Linked DNA regions of Homo sapiens: region 2 is linked to region 1. The links are chromatin contacts, found by Hi-C or POLR2A ChIA-PET in ENCODE. All regions are on one chromosome and are shown on one strand. Each heading gives the region's core, a stretch centred on a gene start or an enhancer-like site at or near the end of the contact. The rest is flanking DNA. Distances are from core to core; before and after follow the strand shown.

Region 1 (5,183 bases), core at 2,277-4,776:
CCCTCCTCCTACTGTCTCCCCTCAAGTAAGGCCCCAGTGTCTGTTGGGCCTCTTTTTATCTCCATGTGTATTCAGTGTTTAGCTCCCACTTATAAGTGGGAGCATGTGTTAATTTGTTTTTTGTTGTTGCTGCTTTTAATTCACTTAGGATTATGGCCTCCAGCTGTGTCCATGTTGCTGCAAAGGAGATGACTTTGTTCGTTTTTATGCCTATGTAGTATTCCGTGGTGTATGTGTACCACATTTTTTTAATCCAGTCCACTGTTGATGGGCATGTAGGTTGATTCTGTGTCTTTGCTATTGTGAATAGTGCTGTGATGAACATACACATTCATGTGTCTTTTTGGTGGAATGATTTACATTCCTTTGGGTGTATACTGAGTAATGGGATTGCTGGGTTGAATAGTAATTCTATTTTAAGTTCTTTGAGAAGTCTCCAAACTGCTTTCCACAGTGGCTGAACTAATTTACAGTCCCACCAGCAGTGTATAAGTACTTCCCTTTCCTCTGCAACCTCACCAACATCCGTTATTTTCTGACTTTTTAATCATAGCCACAATAAGGAGATTTTCATTTATGTGGTTATCTCTCTGTTACCAGAACAAATTCAAATTAAGGCTTGGTCCTTCTCATTCATCTATTTAGCAAATCCTTGTTGAGCATTTACCATAGGAAGGCTATAAAAATAAGATTTGGAACATAAACTGGATCAATTTAGAATAAAATTATATTCAATGGTGCTTGTTATATTTATGAGAACTATTTTCACAAAATTTTCTTTGGCTTTATTCACTTTTTGAAAAATCTGTGTCCCAAGTTCATATATTAAAGAACTATTGCCTTGTAATATACACTTATGGTTGTAAATTGAGAAGCTGGACTAAACATGCTTTATTACTTTGGAAGTGTGGTCAAATGTGTTTCCTGAAAAAATGCCATTTTACTTGTTTTAGACACTAAACAATATTCTTAAAAGAACTGCAAAGCAAGGAGGTACATTGTGGATTTTTTCATGGTTCTTTGCCCTGAGGTTTCCTCGCTTTCTTTTTTTTTCTTGACAGTACTGGTGCATTAGTTTGCTGTTAACCAAAAAACAAAATACTGCCATTAATTAGCTTAATTTCATGTTTAAGAGGATCCTGGTGTATGTGGTATGAAGATACAATGAATGACATTTTGATGCAACCCAGGTCTTAGGAAGTGTGAAGGATATCCTTTTAGAGCCCTGCATCTTATTTTAGAGACAAAGCTTTCTATGGATATATGGTGGGTCATACTACTCTTCCAGGGTAACCTACCTCCTATGCTGTTTTTAGAGCCTGCTTTGCTGGTGATCCGTCTGTGTGCCCAGTGAACTGTGCCTTCCTCAGCCTGCTTTTCTTGAATGTCCAAGTGTTGTCTGCCAGCAGGTGCTCAGACTGGTTTATTTGTTTTAGGGGTCTGTGTTTTTCCTACTCTTTTTTCTTTTTTATTTTCTCCCCTTTTCTCTTTTTAAAATTGTGGTTAAATATACATAAGATGTGGTTAAATATACATAAGATTTACCATTTAAAATATGCATTTCAGTGGCAGTAAGTGCATTCACATTGTTGTACAACTGTTGCCACTAATAAAAATTTTTAAACCAAAAAGTTTTTTTAATTAAAAAGTTGGTTGACAAAGTAAAAAAAAAAATAGAGGTATTGGTTACCTTTTTCAAGACATTAATAATGACCAATTTTTGTTGTTGTTTTGGTTCGAAAAATTACTGTAATCACAATTGATTCTTTGGGATTATTATATTGGGAAATTATATAATGCCAGTTGATTATTTGGGATTATGTATTGTCTAGTTAGTATTTATTGAGCAGTAATAGAACATTTACGTTATGTCATGCCACTAATTTTGTACAGTTGCAGAAAAATATTTGTTTGAAACTCTTTTAAAAATATTTAAATATGCTCAATTTGAAAAAACAATTCCAGCTCTTGTAAGGATTATGAACATCTAGCTGTTGCAACAAATGGCCCTGAAAACACACAAATCTAACTCAGGTTTTATTTCTTTGCAGTTTCTTGGACATTGATATTCAAAGGTCAAATATTTAATCTGAAAATCTAGGTAATTAAAAACGTAAGAGATGAATTGCATTCCTTCCTGCCCTCCACCCAGATAAATTGGATGTGTTATCTATATGGGAATTCATGATTTAATATGTGATTATTATAAGTCTGAACAACTTACTTGGTTATAGGATATCTTCATAACTTTTTTCCTTTAGTGTCTTCTTAAAAGTTAGTAATACACAAGCAACCAAAGGAAAAAAATAGATAAATTGGACTTCATCAAAATTAAAAATGTTCATACTTCAAAGGACACTGTCAGGAAAGTGAAGGATAAAAGATAACCCTCAAAATGAGGGAAAATATTTGTAAAACATGTATCTTATGAGGATCAGCAGAATATATCTAGAATATATAAAGAACTCTTACAACTTAATAATAAAAAGACAACTAATCCAGTATAAAAATGGTAAAGAATTTGGATAGGCAAGAAAATACACAAATGGCCAGTAAGAACATGAATAGATGCTTAACGTTGGCCAGGCATGGTGTCTCACGCCCGAAATCCCAGCACTTTGGGAGGTTGAGGCAGGAGGATTGTTTGAGGTCAGGCATTCAAAACCAACCTGGGCAACATAGTGAGAACTCTGTCTCTACAAAAAAATTCTAAAAATCAACCGGACCTGTAGTCCCAGCTATTGGGGAGGCTGAAGCAGGAAGGATCACTTGAGCCTAGAGTTCAGTGCTGTGATGATCTAAGATTGTGCCACTGTACTCCAGCCTGGGCAACAGAGTGAGACCCCAATTCGTATTAAAAAAAAAAAGAAAAGATGCTTGTCATCATTAGTCACCAGGAAAATGCAAATCACAACAATGAAATACCACTTCACACTTACTAGGATGGCTAGGGTCAGAAAGATAATAACAAATGTTGGTGAGGATATGGAGAAATTAGAAACCTTGTGCACTGATGGTGGGAATATAAAATGGTGCTGCAGCCACTTTAGAGAGTTTAGTAGTTGCTCAAAAAGTTAAACATAGAATTACCATATGACCCAGCAGTTCCACTCCTAGCTATATACCGAAGAGAACTGGAAACATGGGCACACAAAATAGTGTGTATAAGTGTTCATAGCAGTATTATTCATAAATGCCAAAAAGTGAGAAAAACTGCTGAAAACAAAATGTGGTATATCCATACAATGGACTGTTATTCAATCATAAAAATGAAGCATGAATATATGCTACAATGTGGATCAACTTCAAAAACATTATGCTAAGTGAAAAAAGCCCGACACGAGAGGCTACATATTATAGGATTTCATTCATATGAAATATCCAGAATAGTTAAATTCATAAAGATAGAAAGTAGATTAGTGGTTCCCAGGGTATGGGAGGAGAGGTTGCTCATGGGTATGGTATTTCTTTCTGGGGTGGTGAAAATGTTCTGGAATTAAATGGTGATGATGGTTGCACAACTTTGTGAATATACTAAAAACCACTGAATCATACATTTTTAAAAGGCTGGATTTTATGATATGTAAATTAAATCTCAATAAAAAGAAAGAAAAGAAGGAAATGATACCACCAATGATGATAATAATGGTAATAGTAGAAAAGGTGGTGGTGATGATAGAAAAGGGAGAAGTGGCAGTGATACTAATAGCAGCTGATAGTATACGTGCAAAATCTTATTTAATCCTCACAAAAGCCATATGAGTTAGGCTCAGTGGAGCCAAGTAATTTGCCCAAGGTCATATAGCTCATCAGTTCTCAAACGTGTTTGCACATTGGAATCACCTGGGAACTTTAGTCACCTGGGAAGCTTTTAAAACCTATGCTACCTGAGCCTCACCCAAGGGAGTGTCAGCTACAGTATTTTTTAAGTGCCTCCGGGATTCAAATATACAGCCATGGTTGACAACCACTGACATAAATGATAGTCTTCTAGTTCTAACTTGTAAGAGTCTGTGTTTAATCCATGGGAATAAATTCAGCATTTTGAAAGCCACATTAGCCCCTTGCCTGACCTTGCTTTCTCTAATTCCTAAATTATGTAGTATTGAAAAGTGACTTTTGGCCAGGTGCGGTGGCTCATGCCTGTAATCCCAGCACTTTCGGAGGCCAAGTTGGGCAGATCAGTAGAGGCCAGGAGTTTGAGACCAGTCTGGCCAACATGGTGAAACCTCATCTCTACAAAAAATACAAAAGTTAGCTAGGCGTGGTGGTGCATGACTGTAATCCCAGCTACTTGGGAGGCTGAGGCACAAGAATCACTTTAATTCAGAAGGCAGAGGCTGCAGTGAGCTGAGATCGCGCCACTGCACTCCAGCCTGGGCAACAGAGTGAGACTGCTCAAAAAAAAAAAAAAAAGAAAAGAAAAAGAAAAGTGACTTTTCAAGTCAGAGAAAGAAGACAGGAAGGACTATGTTTAATATGGAGTCATCTATAGGGAAAGGTGAAAATAGTGGACGTTCCTTCTCATAACTCCTCTGTACTTGTTTCTAGTATGGTCTAGTATCTCGCAAAGGTCAGCAGTGCTGTGACAGTCCTTCTTAAGATCTGAAAGAAATAATACAGCTTTTATAAGTACCTGATTATCTGGGAGCATAATTTAGGTGCTGAGTGTATCTGGGCCATTTGAGTTTTCTTCTGCTGGCCTCAGATCTCTCTAGTCCATAATTTAGGCTCCGGTTTCAAGTGTTGATTCATTCATACAAAAAATATTTCTTAAGTACTTGCTCTGTGCAAAGTATTGGTCTGTGTGTTTGGGATATATCAGTGAACAAATTAAACAAAAATGTCTGTCCTTAGGAGCTTTCATTCTGGTGGGAGACTATAGTCAATAAACAATACAAGCAATTAGTATGTTATATAGTGTATTAGGAGATGATAAGTGATTTGGGAAAATAATAAAGCAGAGTTAGGGACATTGAGATTGCTTTGTAGATTGCAATGTTAAATAAGGTGGTTCAAGGTAGGTCTTCTTGAGATTTGAGCAAGGAGATGAGGTGTTTCACCATGTGGATATCTGGGAGAAGAACATACCAGGGACAGGGAACAGCTATAGCAAAGGCCCTAAGGTGAGAGCACGCCTGGTGCATTTGAAGGATATCAGGACGCTTGCTGGCTGAGCAGGA
Region 2 (4,885 bases), core at 828-3,327, 120 kb after region 1:
GCTACTGAGAAACAAGGCATTCCACCCACTAGAATGCAAAGACACCAGAGAGAATTCCAGCTCTGTGCAGGAACCCCTGGGGAGAGGGTCAGTATCCAATCACCAAAGAGGAGGATGTAAGACTTACATGCAGCATGGGGTACTAGCCTCTCAGGCCACGAGGTCCACTCTGACCTTCTACCCATTTTACAGATGAGGGCCACAAGTCCCAGAGGGTTAAAGTGACTTGCACAAGGTCACCCAGCTTCAATCAGGGCAAAATGACTCAATTTTTCAAAACTGCTATCACAAAGCATTTTTCAGTGCATGGCAAGCATTCCACACAAAAAGCATTTGCACACACAAAGAACTTACAATGAAAATTATGTCTTACAAGTTAACAAGCCATGAGAATGTTCTAATCATCAAGCATTAAAAATACCCAAATGCATATTCATCCCATGCATTCTTCGACAAGTATTTGTGAAGTGACCATGCTTTATCAGGCACCGTGCTAGGTGCTAGACTCCAGAGACACGAAGACGAATAATAACTGGTCTTCGTCAACAAGAACTCAATTGTGAGACAAAAGCCAACTTGAGGAAAATTAAGCCTATTTCAAACATGCCTTGATCTGTGTAACATTCATAATACATAATATCTTCTTTGATCTCCACAGTTTTCTCTCTACCTCCAGATCAGTGCAATCTCTGGTTTTCCACTTTTTTTTTTCTTTCCAAATGAAAATAGAGCACAACTGTCATTTTCAATCTACTAAGTCATAAACCACAAGGCAGGCTGCAAGGACCAAATGCTCCGTTTTAGAACGAGCCCAGTGCAGAGAACAGAGTCCACACCACAAGGCAGGGAGCTGTGGTCCAGATGAGTGACATGCCCTTAGTGACCTGGGTCCTGGCCTCCGACCCAGAGACCAGTCCCATGGAGCCCCTGTCCTTGAGGGCTCACTGCCTGGGACTGTGAGAAGAATAACCCAGAAACCAATGATTTCAACATATCGTGGTGTGTGTCAGACCTAGGCATGCTCAGCAGCTGGGGGGACACATTTGCAGTGGCCAGGAGGAGGGGGCATCTGAAGGCTGCTTCCTGGAGATCAAGATGGGACTACGTTTTGGAGGAAGTAAGTTGAATAGGCTTGGGACATTCCAGGCTGGTATGGGCAAAGCAAGGAGGCAAGAAATGGCTTGGCACAGGGTGGGGAGGCAAGCAGGCTTCTAGTATCATCAGAGTGGGGATTCTCAACCTTTTTGGGCAAAGCATGGTCATTTTCAATTCCAGTGATTTTCACAGACCTCTCCCATGGTGGCAGTTGTACTTGAAATCAGTCACTCCACAAATGCGTAATCCCTGCCCATTTACAGCAATAATACAACCGCACAGAGTCTGCAGCTGCCAGGTTGGAAAGCTTCTTACCGGAGCCCCCGAGGGCAAGGCCAAGTGAGAGGAGATGGAGGACGCTGTGCAGACCCCAAGGGACAAGGCGAGTTATCCCCGAAGCACTAGGAACCACTGGACGGAAGGGTTCTAACCAGGGAGGTGCTGAAGCAAGATCTGTCCTTTAGAAAGATCACCCTGGGCACAGCGCGGGAGGTGGTGGGGGGGTGGGGGGGAGAGGAGAGCAGATCCAGGGAGGCTGCTCGGGGAGATGACCTGGAGGCCCAGTCACCTAGGTGAGGGAGGATGACTTTCCACACCAGATGTCAGTATCACAGAAGCCTCAAGCCTCAGATAATCCTCCCTTCCAAAACCTAAAACAAACCCAAAATTCCCCACTCAATTTCAACAATAGTCAAAATCAAATGGCTCCTCCTCTATCAGGCCATATCCCTATGGAAGGGAAGGGTGAGGCTTTGGGGTGGGTGAGGGCAACAGTATGGGGCAGGGAAGGGAAGTGGAGGGACAGAGGGAGGCCCTGTCCATGCAATAACCACAGCGACAGGCAGTGACTTAGGCTGGGCAAACCAAGTGACCGTGGCAAGGCTCAGAGAGGCGGGAAGGGCCGGGGGAAGCCCCTCTCCCATCAGAAATTACTCGCAGCCGAATGACGGACTTCATCTGTCTCTGCCTGCAGGTGACCACAGACTGCATCAGGAGGGCAGGAGGGCAGGAGGGCATGGCAACAAGGCTCTCCCCTTGTCTGGCACCCCAGAAAGCAGAGCTGAGAAATCTCACCCTGGGAAGAAGGGTGGGGTGCTTATGTGGTGGGAGTGGCGCAGCAGGTGGGAAGATTTCGAGGCTCTGAAAGGCCCACTCCCCTCCACCCAGATAAAGCTACTTCTCTCTTGGTTTCCTTGGGGCTATCACAGTCACTGTGCCTGAAATTCCCACCATTTGTCATTCCTTTGGCATCCAAGGCCCAATGACTGACTACACTAAAATCTTCAGTTAAAGCATGACTCATTAAAATCTTTTTTTTTTTTTTAATGCACTCAGTAAACATTTATTGAGGGCTTGACTGTTCCAGGTACTGTGCTGAGCCCTGGGTGGGAGAGAGGGTGATGACTAAGGCTTGGGAAGTCAGGGCTAGGGAAGCCGACAGAAGCCAAGTCGTGCAGACGGGGCCCTGTGAACTCAGCTAAGGAGACTGGACTCCACTTGGACTCCCTGGAAAGCTACCAGAGTTTTAAACCACTGGGGAATGATATGTTTTGATACCACCGTTCTGGGTCCCCTGGGGTAATAAATACTATGCCATTACCACCATTAACACCTTCGTGTGAATTAGGTAATCAGATAAGTGTCACCTTGCAAAAGACTGAGATGTAGGACTGATAAGTTTTGATGCCAGAGAGTGAAGCCAGGAAGAGCCAGTGCTCAGTGGCTACCACGCGGGTAACGGAGAGCAGGGGACAGACCCCAAAGGAAGCTGTGTGTGGGGCCATCACAGCATAAGTGTCCTCCACATATGATGTACGCCTGTAAATAGTTACTGAGCTCCTTTGATCTGGGTCCTGAGCATAGCAGAGAACAAAAGAAATGGCCCCTGACCTCAAGAGGAAGACAGACAGTGCATAATCACAGATTTAGAACTACAAGCTGGAGTAGGGTCTCAGAAGGAAAAGAACAGTCTCTGTGAGAGAGTGTATTGGGGATAGAGTTAAGATGAAGGGGAGGAATTAGAAAGGGCTCTCTTAGATGACATTTAAGGGGAGACCTGACTCACATTCGCCAGCTGAAAACTATGGGGACAAGCATTCCAGGAAGAAGGAACAGCATGTGCACAGGCCCTGAGGAAAGATACGTAAGGTCAGGGTAGGCCTGAGAGGTTGAGATTTGAACCCTTGTTTGGGATTCAGACCCTCATTCTCAAGGCAGCAGGAAGCCCTGAACAATTTTCAGCAGATATGACAGATGACAGATGTACATTTCTTAGAGATCATGCTGGCTGCCGGTGGAGAATGGGCCCAGTGGAGAGGAGGGTACAGGCAGGGAGACCAGGTAGGAGGGAGACGGGGCCAGAAACATCCTGATTTGGGTGAGGAAGCAGCAGTGGAAATGGGGCATTGGATGAACTTAGATATTCTGGGGGCAGAACTGACAGGGCTCAGTGATGTCCTGGATGGTGAGGGAGAAGGAGAAGAGGCTAAAATGATTGCTTCCTGAGGTCTGGATGGTGGTGCTTTTCACTGGGAAGGGGAGGCCTGGAGGAGGCTGTGCAGACGGCAGGGAGGGCCGGGGAATGAATGCAGATGAAGCCTTCCATTCAGGACATGCTCAAGCAAGACCTTCAGAGGCAGCACAGCACAGATGTCAACAATGGGCCCTGGCCTGACCTAGGGCAACAGGAGGCATTAGCAGGCCCTGCGTTGCTTCAGGCAGGTTGAAAACCCCACGGGATCTCCAGCCAGGGCATCAGGGTAAGAGACACATTCCTGTTTCTCCCTCCTGTGCCCTGTCAGAGAGAAAGGCTTTCCCTTTTCTGGAAGTGCCAAAAATGCAGCACAGGAAACTCATTCTGCTGCCAGAGTGACTAATATTTATCACTGGTATATACAGTAGCCATTCTTCAAGGCCATGAATTTCTGCCCACAGCTAGAGCCACAATTCTCTCAGCCACCCTGCCCAAGCTCAGCCCTGCCTCAGCATTCCACAGGGCTGAATAATACTCTTTGCTTCCCGTAGGGGCTCTGCTTACCCAACAGCCCGGCATCTTCTCAGCATCCTGGACTCACCGCATACAGCTCAAGGTTCAAGGTTTCCACTGTGGCCGTGGAGGTGCGCCATGATCTTGTTCCCCTACCCCTCCCTACCCATCCTGCCTGAGTCCCCACCACCAAACAGAGGCAGCTACTCCCTCCCTGTAGAACGCAGAGGAAGGACACAGAGGGCAAGAACTTTGGAGAGCGCCTCATCCAACCTTTTTGTTTACTAAGGAGTAAACTGAGGCTCAGAGAAGTCAACTGACTTGCCTAAGGTCACACAACAGAGCTGAGACAAAAACTCCAGGCCAGGGATCTTTCTTTGGAAAGAAAGGGCCAAAGGTGGCAAGGCCTCCTGACAAACAGTGCCTCCTGTTCAGGGAGGTGAGATGGAGCCACAGGTGGCTTTGATACTGAGAGACCCCCAGGAAGCAGACAAGGAAGAGCAGAGCCACTGGGAAGCCTGCAAGATCAAACTCTGAAAGAAGTCTGCACGCAGCTGCACGGTGTCTGTCCCCAGACAGCTTTCAGATGGGAAGCAGCTTTCAGTACTAAAAGGGGGAGAAGAACTGGATCCCAGGACATAGACCCCAGTTCTTAATGGAAACGGCTTCATTCCTGCAATGCAGTTTATACATTTATCTAGGCCCAGAGGTCTCTGTCAAGAGAAGAGGGTGGGCAAAGCCCACAGAGGAAGTACTTTCTTGTGTGGCAATGACCATCGGGGAAACAAGATAACACGGAGTATA

What was found. A loop is a pair of places that touch in the nucleus more often than their neighbours do. ChIA-PET counts read pairs that join two places held with the same protein, here RNA polymerase II (POLR2A).
Region 2: a map of mammary epithelial cell shows a loop between it and region 1 (5-fold over the local background). The contact joins two enhancer-like sites. A Hi-C loop is called at or near these places in 1 of 168 maps with a recorded cell type or tissue (mammary epithelial cell). POLR2A ChIA-PET finds 5 or more read pairs at or near these places in 4 of 52 experiments (CD4-positive, alpha-beta memory T cell, GM12878, MCF 10A and 1 more).

The regions. Positions count from the first base shown.
Region 1 is chr15:67,223,819-67,229,001 of GRCh38, reverse strand. The region is part of intron 5 of AAGAB (alpha and gamma adaptin binding protein); the gene reads left to right. Among named protein-coding and RNA genes, the nearest start is that of AAGAB, 28 kb to the left of the region's middle. Within about 2 kb of position 3,526, at least 2 of the 41 ENCODE cell types and tissues checked have a DNase peak (open chromatin) inside an H3K27ac peak, as active enhancers do; they include mammary epithelial cell, where a contact is called at or near this core.
Region 2 is chr15:67,104,688-67,109,572 of GRCh38, reverse strand. The region is part of intron 1 of SMAD3 (SMAD family member 3); the gene reads right to left. Among named protein-coding and RNA genes, the nearest start is that of SMAD3-AS1, 40 kb to the left of the region's middle. RefSeq lists a silencer at 2,388-2,682 and enhancers at 1,585-2,784, 3,037-3,736. Within about 2 kb of position 2,077, at least 29 of the 41 ENCODE cell types and tissues checked have a DNase peak (open chromatin) inside an H3K27ac peak, as active enhancers do; they include mammary epithelial cell, where a contact is called at or near this core.